Regions from separate parts of the Homo sapiens genome. Here region 2 is linked to region 1. A link is a contact called in ENCODE Hi-C or POLR2A ChIA-PET data. All regions are on one chromosome and are shown on one strand. The core of a region is the stretch at or near the end of the contact, and the rest is flanking DNA. Distances in the headings are between cores, read along the strand shown. Region 1 overlaps MAPK4 (mitogen-activated protein kinase 4). Region 2 overlaps MAPK4 (mitogen-activated protein kinase 4).

Evidence for each region. Hi-C counts contacts between places; a loop is a spot of excess contacts on that map. ChIA-PET counts read pairs that join two places held with the same protein, here RNA polymerase II (POLR2A). Pooled maps may share reads with other maps.
Region 2: a loop to region 1 is called in a map of heart right ventricle, with 2.6 times the contacts of the local background. The contact joins two enhancer-like sites. A Hi-C loop is called at or near these places in 6 of 168 maps with a recorded cell type or tissue (MCF 10A, astrocyte of the cerebellum, cardiac septum and 2 more) and 2 of 50 pooled maps. POLR2A ChIA-PET finds 5 or more read pairs at or near these places in 1 of 52 experiments (HCT116).

Annotation. Positions count from the first base shown.
Region 1 is chr18:50,652,853-50,656,146 of GRCh38, reverse strand. All of the region lies in intron 1 of MAPK4 (mitogen-activated protein kinase 4), which reads right to left. Among named protein-coding and RNA genes, the nearest start is that of MAPK4, 94 kb to the right of the region's middle. Within about 2 kb of position 1,361, at least 11 of the 41 ENCODE cell types and tissues checked have a DNase peak (open chromatin) inside an H3K27ac peak, as active enhancers do; they include heart right ventricle, where a contact is called at or near this core.
Region 2 is chr18:50,581,087-50,584,477 of GRCh38, reverse strand. All of the region lies in intron 1 of MAPK4 (mitogen-activated protein kinase 4), which reads right to left. Among named protein-coding and RNA genes, the nearest start is that of MAPK4, 23 kb to the right of the region's middle. Within about 2 kb of position 1,802, at least 3 of the 41 ENCODE cell types and tissues checked have a DNase peak (open chromatin) inside an H3K27ac peak, as active enhancers do; they include heart right ventricle, where a contact is called at or near this core.

The DNA.
Region 1 (3,294 bases), core at 112-2,611:
CTTGGAGATCTGCAGTTCTTGACTTTCTAAAATAGAGAAGAGGCCTTGAAAAGCCCTCCTTGAGTCTGGGGTCCTGGGTCTCACCTGGCATGGATCTCATTAGATTCCAGAGTCAGATAGAATTCTGGGGAGGAGGGGAACCTTACCTGTCTGTTTTCACTGATGTAACCCAGGGTCCAGGGCAGTGTCTGGCATATAGAGAGGGATTCAATAAATAAATATCAGTGGACACAGGAATGGCTCCATGTTTGCAGTAAGATTTTGGTTATGACACAGTACAACCCACATGGAAAGATAAATTTAAAAAGCATCCCTGAGGCCCAGAAAAGAAAGTTTTTTAAATCCCTCCAGAGTGAGTAGGGGCTAAAAGCAGGGGTTCAAGGGAGGAGGCCACACAGGCCCCCAAAAGCATAATGACCAGAGGTGTTTCCTCACCGAGTTAAGAACTGCTGTGTAACTGCTGATCTTTACCATTGAGACTCAGCCGGGTCTCACTCTCAGCGGCGGCAGGGGGACCCCCAGGAATTAGGAGAAACAACTCTCCCTGGCTTTCCGGCTTTTGAAATTAAGCGCTGCTCCCTCCACCCCAGAGGAGTGCAGGCTGCAGTGGTTCGTGTGGAGTGACCTGTGCATGCTCAGGAACTCATTTTCCTTTGCAGAAACCCTGATATATGGGCAGATGGCTGCTCCTAATGGTGCCGCCCATGATGCCAACCTTGGGCTACAGTCCCTATGCCTGTTCCTCTCTCATGCCCAGCACCACTCCCAGCCCAGGACCTGGGATGACCCTTCACAAACACCAGCCAGCAGGACACCAACCGACCCGAGCCAAAAGCCCAGCTTAGTCTAAAATAAATACATCTCAAGCAGAGGAACCACTGACAGGCTCTGCTGCCCATGATGGGCCTCAGGTGAGCCTTCTCCCCCTGGGACGTGTGAGCCTGTGGTGACTGCAAACATCTTAAGGTCCCTGGGAGGCAGTGATGCCACCCACCCTGGGTTGTGTTTCCCTCAATACGGTTTTCTAAAGAACACGCCTGTGGGGACACTGCTGAGAAAGAAACAGGAGGGGACCCTGTTATCTTCACCTCCCTGAGGTGGGGTGGTTAGAGGAAAGAATTGAGGGAGGGAAGAGAAGTTTGCAGAAGGAACATCAGATGCTGGGTGGGGAGTTCCCTCCTCCCCAAAGAGCAAACTCCAGGAGCGTTCAGGCTTTGCTCTGTTTTCCTTTTGAAAATTACGTAACCAGCCAGGGAGAACAAAGCCTTCCCATGCCTCTCAGCGATACTAAAATAGCACGGAGAGAAATTCCGGCTGCCTCGTCGGAACTCCAGCACCACATCAGCAAAGCTGGGGAAGGGGAGCATCTGGGTCCCTGCGTGGGAAGTCTGGGAGCCGGTGGCCACGGGCATAGCACCAGCTGCACAAAGGCCCCTGCCCAGGCTGAAGGCTGAGTCCAGCTTCTGGTCCACAAGTGTGCCAGGGGGCATGTGTAGCAGGTGTGTAAATCCTTCTGATTTTAAACGACTCCTGCAACCTTTGACCCTTGTAGATTCAAGGGGAAACTTCTCTTTTTAAAGGAAGGAGATCTGAGATAGCAGAAGATGGTGGCCTCTTTCAAAATCTAAATCAGTGCAATTATGACTTCAGTGGCTAAATAAGGTGAGGCCCTATTTGGGGCTTGCTTTGTTTGGGCTGTGTTCTGAAGGGAAGTGATCCCAGCCGGATCTGAGCTTCTCAGAGGAGAGGCAGAGCCTGCATCTTTAATTCTCCCACACTGGCTTCAGTACTTATTGAATGGTGCCTGCAGGCCACTGTGCCTTCCCTGAATTGGGAGATAACTCTGTGAGCCCACATTTAATAAGCCATCATGGGAATGCAGAAAGTCCTCTGGCAGCTCAGTGTTCAGACCTGAGTTTTCCTGCCGAATTTTGGGACCCATAAATGGGACCACTTACTTTCTACCTGCAGGGTTAGCCCATGGCAGGGATGCTCAAAGATCCTTGGCTTGTAGCCACAGGAGTCCGTATTATCTTGCTTTCGACCAGCAATGGCAGATGTGTGCCGTATATACTACTTCACTCCATTTTGTGCCTATGGCAGACATTGATAATCAGTCATGACTCTCTCCTGATGAGCCAGGAGAATCAAAGTCCTTCTAAAACAGCACTCCTGAGAGCCTCTGCCAAGCATCTGGAGCTGGCACTCAGTCGGAGCCCATGTGCATCGGTGGCCTTGACTCTGACCTCACGCTCCCATTGCTAACGGGATCTTTCTTTGTCTCTGGCACCAATCCCTGCCTTGTTCCCCAGGCACACAGTCCAACTGCGCTAGCCTTTATTGAGGGCCTCCTAGGTGCTGGGCATAGTCATACACATTCAACAACGTTTAAGTTGAAGTTTCATTAGTTACACTGTGAGGTAGGCGGAACTATTCTCAGTAGATTAATCAACTCAGCACAGTGCGTGGTGCACAGTAGGTGCCCTGCAGGTGCCCATTCTCCTCCGCTTCCTTCCATTTTGCAGAGAGTTGAAATGACTTCCTCAAGATCACACCCTAGAAGGTAGAGCCTGGGTTCTAAACTAGGCGTGGTTCCAACACCAGTGAACTCTGTCATCTCCCATGGGGCTTCCTGTTACAGAGCACTCTTGAGCATCCTTGAGTGCTTGCTTCTGTTTTTCTAATTTTCCCAGTTTCTTGGAGAAGGATTTACCTTGCTTCCTTAACTCATCTTGGGAACTGACATCCTTTCTCACTGTCTCTAGCCTCTGATCTCCAGTCTCGCTGAACTCTACTCACCAGCCATAAAAGGTATCTTTCAGCTTATAGATAATGTCACATTTCCCTTACCTCTGGGCCTTCACACTTGCTGTTCCTTTTGTCAGGAAAACCTGTTCCTTTTGTTAGGGAAACTGCCCACCTTCTCTTCGCCTGGTTCTTTTTTTTTTTTATTTTTTGAGACTAAGGTCTTGCTCTGTCACCCAGGCTGGTGTGCAGTGGCTCGATCATAGCTCAGTGCAGCCTCAAACTCGTGGGCTTAAGAGATCCTCCTGCCTTAGCCTCCTGAGTAGCCAGGACTACAGGTGCATGCCACTGTGTCCAGCTAGGTTTTTCTTTTTTAAAACTTTTGTAGACATAGGTTTCATCATGTTACCCAGGCTGGTCTCGAACTCCTGGGCTCAAGCAATCTTCCTGCCTCAACCTCCCAAGGTACTGGGATTACAGGTGTAATCCATACCCAGCCACTAATTCTTATTCATCCTTTAGGTCTAAGTTTAAATGTCCCTTCCTCCA
Region 2 (3,391 bases), core at 553-3,052, 72 kb after region 1:
CTGCTAAAGTTATAAAAAGAGGATCTGTTGTTTTTGTTTTTGGCTTTTTTTTTAAGAACATGAGACATGCCCTAGAGGCTTAGTTCCGCAGTTCATCCAGCCTCATGTTCGGTCACTGCCAGGGGTACACGAAGTGGATGGGAAATTAGGATTTGCACTCTCTGATTTGATTCCTCCACCATAACCCCAGAACATCCCATAGGTCTGTGTGATTCTTCTTTAATAGAGAAGAGACATAAAGGGCTTGGACAGACTCCCTGGCTGTAGCAAGCAGCAGCTAAGACATGCTGTAAAGTAGCAAACGGTATTTAGATGCTTAAGGACGATAAACACATTGGTTTTTATCCAGAAATCTCTCCCAGTTGAACTCCCAGCAAGCATCAGTCCTCAAGGAGCAAGAAGACTTCAGGCACTCTTCAGTGAAAGCATAGCAATTATGATGAACAGGATCTTACTCAATCCTCAATATGCCCTGAAGCATTTGTGCCTAAAGACAGACATTTATGCCCCCAATTCACTGCTGTGAAGAGGAAAGCTTAGGGTCAGAGGGACTTTGAGAAGTCCTCTAGTACAGTGTGTCTCTAGCTTTAAATGCATCAAGATCACCTGCAAGGTTTGTAAAACCCAGGTTGTTAGGGTCCAGCCCCAGAGATCCAGAAATTCTGATTCAGTGTGAAGAGAAGGGAGAATTGATAGCAACAGGAGACAAATTCCTAGGCAGACAGGAACGGGTCCCCAGTGAAACCCGACCTACAATCCAAAGACAGTTTAAAGCCTGAAAACTGAGCTGCCAGTTCCACATAGAGTCCATGACTAGTGATAACTTCTATCCCCATCTTACCCTCCCTCTCTATCAATTGGTTCCTTGTTTCCTGTTTTTTGTTTTTTGGAGACAGAGTCTTGCTCTGTTGCCCAGGCTGGAGTGCAGTGGCGCAATCTCAGCTCACTGCAACCTCCACCTCCTGGGCTCAAACAATTTTTATGCCTCAGCTTCCCAAGTAGCTGGGACTACAGGTGCACACCACCATGCCTGGCTAATTTTTTGCATTTTTAGTAGAGATGGGGTTTCATTATGTTGCCCAGGCTGGTCTCAAACTCCTGAGCTCAGGCAATCCACTCACCTTGGCCTCCCAAAGTGCTAGGATTACAGGCGTGAGCCACCGCACCTGGCTGATTGGTTCCTTCTGAATGATGCCTTTTAACCAATCGAATGGTGCTTTTTCCAAAGACCACCCATGGACCAATAAACACACATTCTCTCATTCTAGGCCCATAAAACCCCCAAACTCAGCCTCACAGACAGAACCTGCTTTCAGGGTCCCCTCTTTCAGTTGAGAGCTTTCCTTCTGTTGATCAATAAAATTCTTCTCTCCCTTACTCACTCCCTAGTGTCCATGCACCTCATTCCTCTTGGTCACAGGACATGAACCCAGAACTCAATGAGCTGTGGGCAGCAGGAACGAAAAGAGCTGTGACATGCTCTCACTCACCAGACTATGGTAGAAAGAGAGCTGTAATATGCCTCCACTCACTGAGCTACAAGAATAAAGAGCTGTGACTTTTCTTGCAGACTCAGACCTTGGGACTTTCTGAGCAAGAGCTGTAACACCCCTTGGGGCTCCATGATTGCTGGCATCTCTGAGTTTTGGGGCATCACTGCGTTCCCCTCATCTAGACACTGGTGCCCAACATGGAAGCTGCTCGTGTCATGCTCAATCCAGCTAGGAGCTGAGCACAGAACTGTAGCGGGCATGGGATCTGGGCCAGGGCACAAGCCAAGCACAGTCTGCCAGGCCAAGCAGGTGGAGTGAGCCCAGTGGGCTGGAGTGAGGCCCCAGGCAGAGGCAGCAGCAGCTGTAGAGATTTCTGGCTGGTGAAGCAGCACCAAAGGAATTCTATAACAGAATGAGCCTTGCTAAAAAACTTCTAGGTGCGGCTACTGATGCTGCTCTGCAGACTACAGTTTGAGAACCACTGGCCTAGTCTACCCACCTGCCCAGTGCAGGAATTCTTGGTGCAACAACCATAACATCTCTGTGATATGGTCCCAGGCTGAGCCATTCTAACATCAGGGAGCTCATTAATTCACAAGGTAGCCCTGCACTTTCTTAGGCCACTCTGTGTGACTAGGGTGGGGATAGGTGGTAGAGTCAGGATTTAGCTTTCTCAGTAAGGGCACCCGCACCTGAGCATCCTCGCTGTACCACAGAACAGGAGAGCTTGCCACTAGGAGCCACTGAGTGTCAGAGTCTGTAAGATCTTCATAATCAGCCAGCCCAGTGGTTCTCATCTGAGGAGATCCTGTAGCCAGACTTCATCCCAGACTGAGTGAATCAGAACTTCTAGAGTATTTTGTTTAAGTTCCCTGAGTTGCTCCAACAAGCAGCCAGGGTACAGACCCACTGAATGGGTCCCTCTCCACTTTACATATGAGAAATCTGAGGCCCAGTGGAAGGAAAGGGCTCTAACCCTCCAGCAGATAAGCCCACCTCTTTTTAAGCTGCCCTATTCTTCATAATTCTAGAAATAGCAGAAGTCTCATCAATAGATAATGCTTTCAAAAGGACAATGATAATTGTATGGTGCTTATTATTAAAAGTTTCATTTGCCTGTGAGCTCTGTGACAGTAAAAATTTACATGTAACTTTCCTAGGTCCCCAAACTCCTAGGACATGTCACGTATCCCAGTAACTGTTGTCAGACTAACTCTTGGATCTCAACCCTTCACCACATTCTACCCACAGGTGCATGGAGTTCCCCAGAGCAGCTCCCAAGCCACCCACATGGGAAAATAAGTTACTGGCAAAGGATGAACTCAACTCTTCTGCTCACCTGCTTTGTGTGATGGTTTAAAATATGTTCAAAAATTATTTGACACTCTCTTCACAAAGTTGAGCATAATTCCCCTTCATCTGAATGTGGGCTGGACTCAGTGGCTCACTTCTAATGAAGAGAAAGAAAAGGGCAATGACCATGCCATTTCAGAGTCCAGGTTGTAGAGGTACCGTAACTGCTCGGTTGCTCTCTTGGATCACGTGTGTGCCCTGGAGGGAGGCAGCTGCCGTGTGATAAGCCCCTATGGAAAGACCTGCAGAGAGGAACCAACGCCTCCAGCCACATGAGTGACCTTGGAAGCTGATCCTTCAGCCCAAGACAAGCTTCCAGATGTCTGTGGCCCTCACCAACACCATGACTGCAGCCTCATGAGAGTCCCTGAACTAGAACCACTCAGCTAAGCAGCTTCCAAATGCCTGACACAAAGGATCTGTAAGCAAATAAACCTTTGCCGTTTTAAGCTTCTGAATCATGGGGTGGTTTGCTACAGCCACAGATAGTGAATACATCTTGCTGCCTTGCTTTTTAAGCAAAAGCACTCGTGCATTTTAGGATG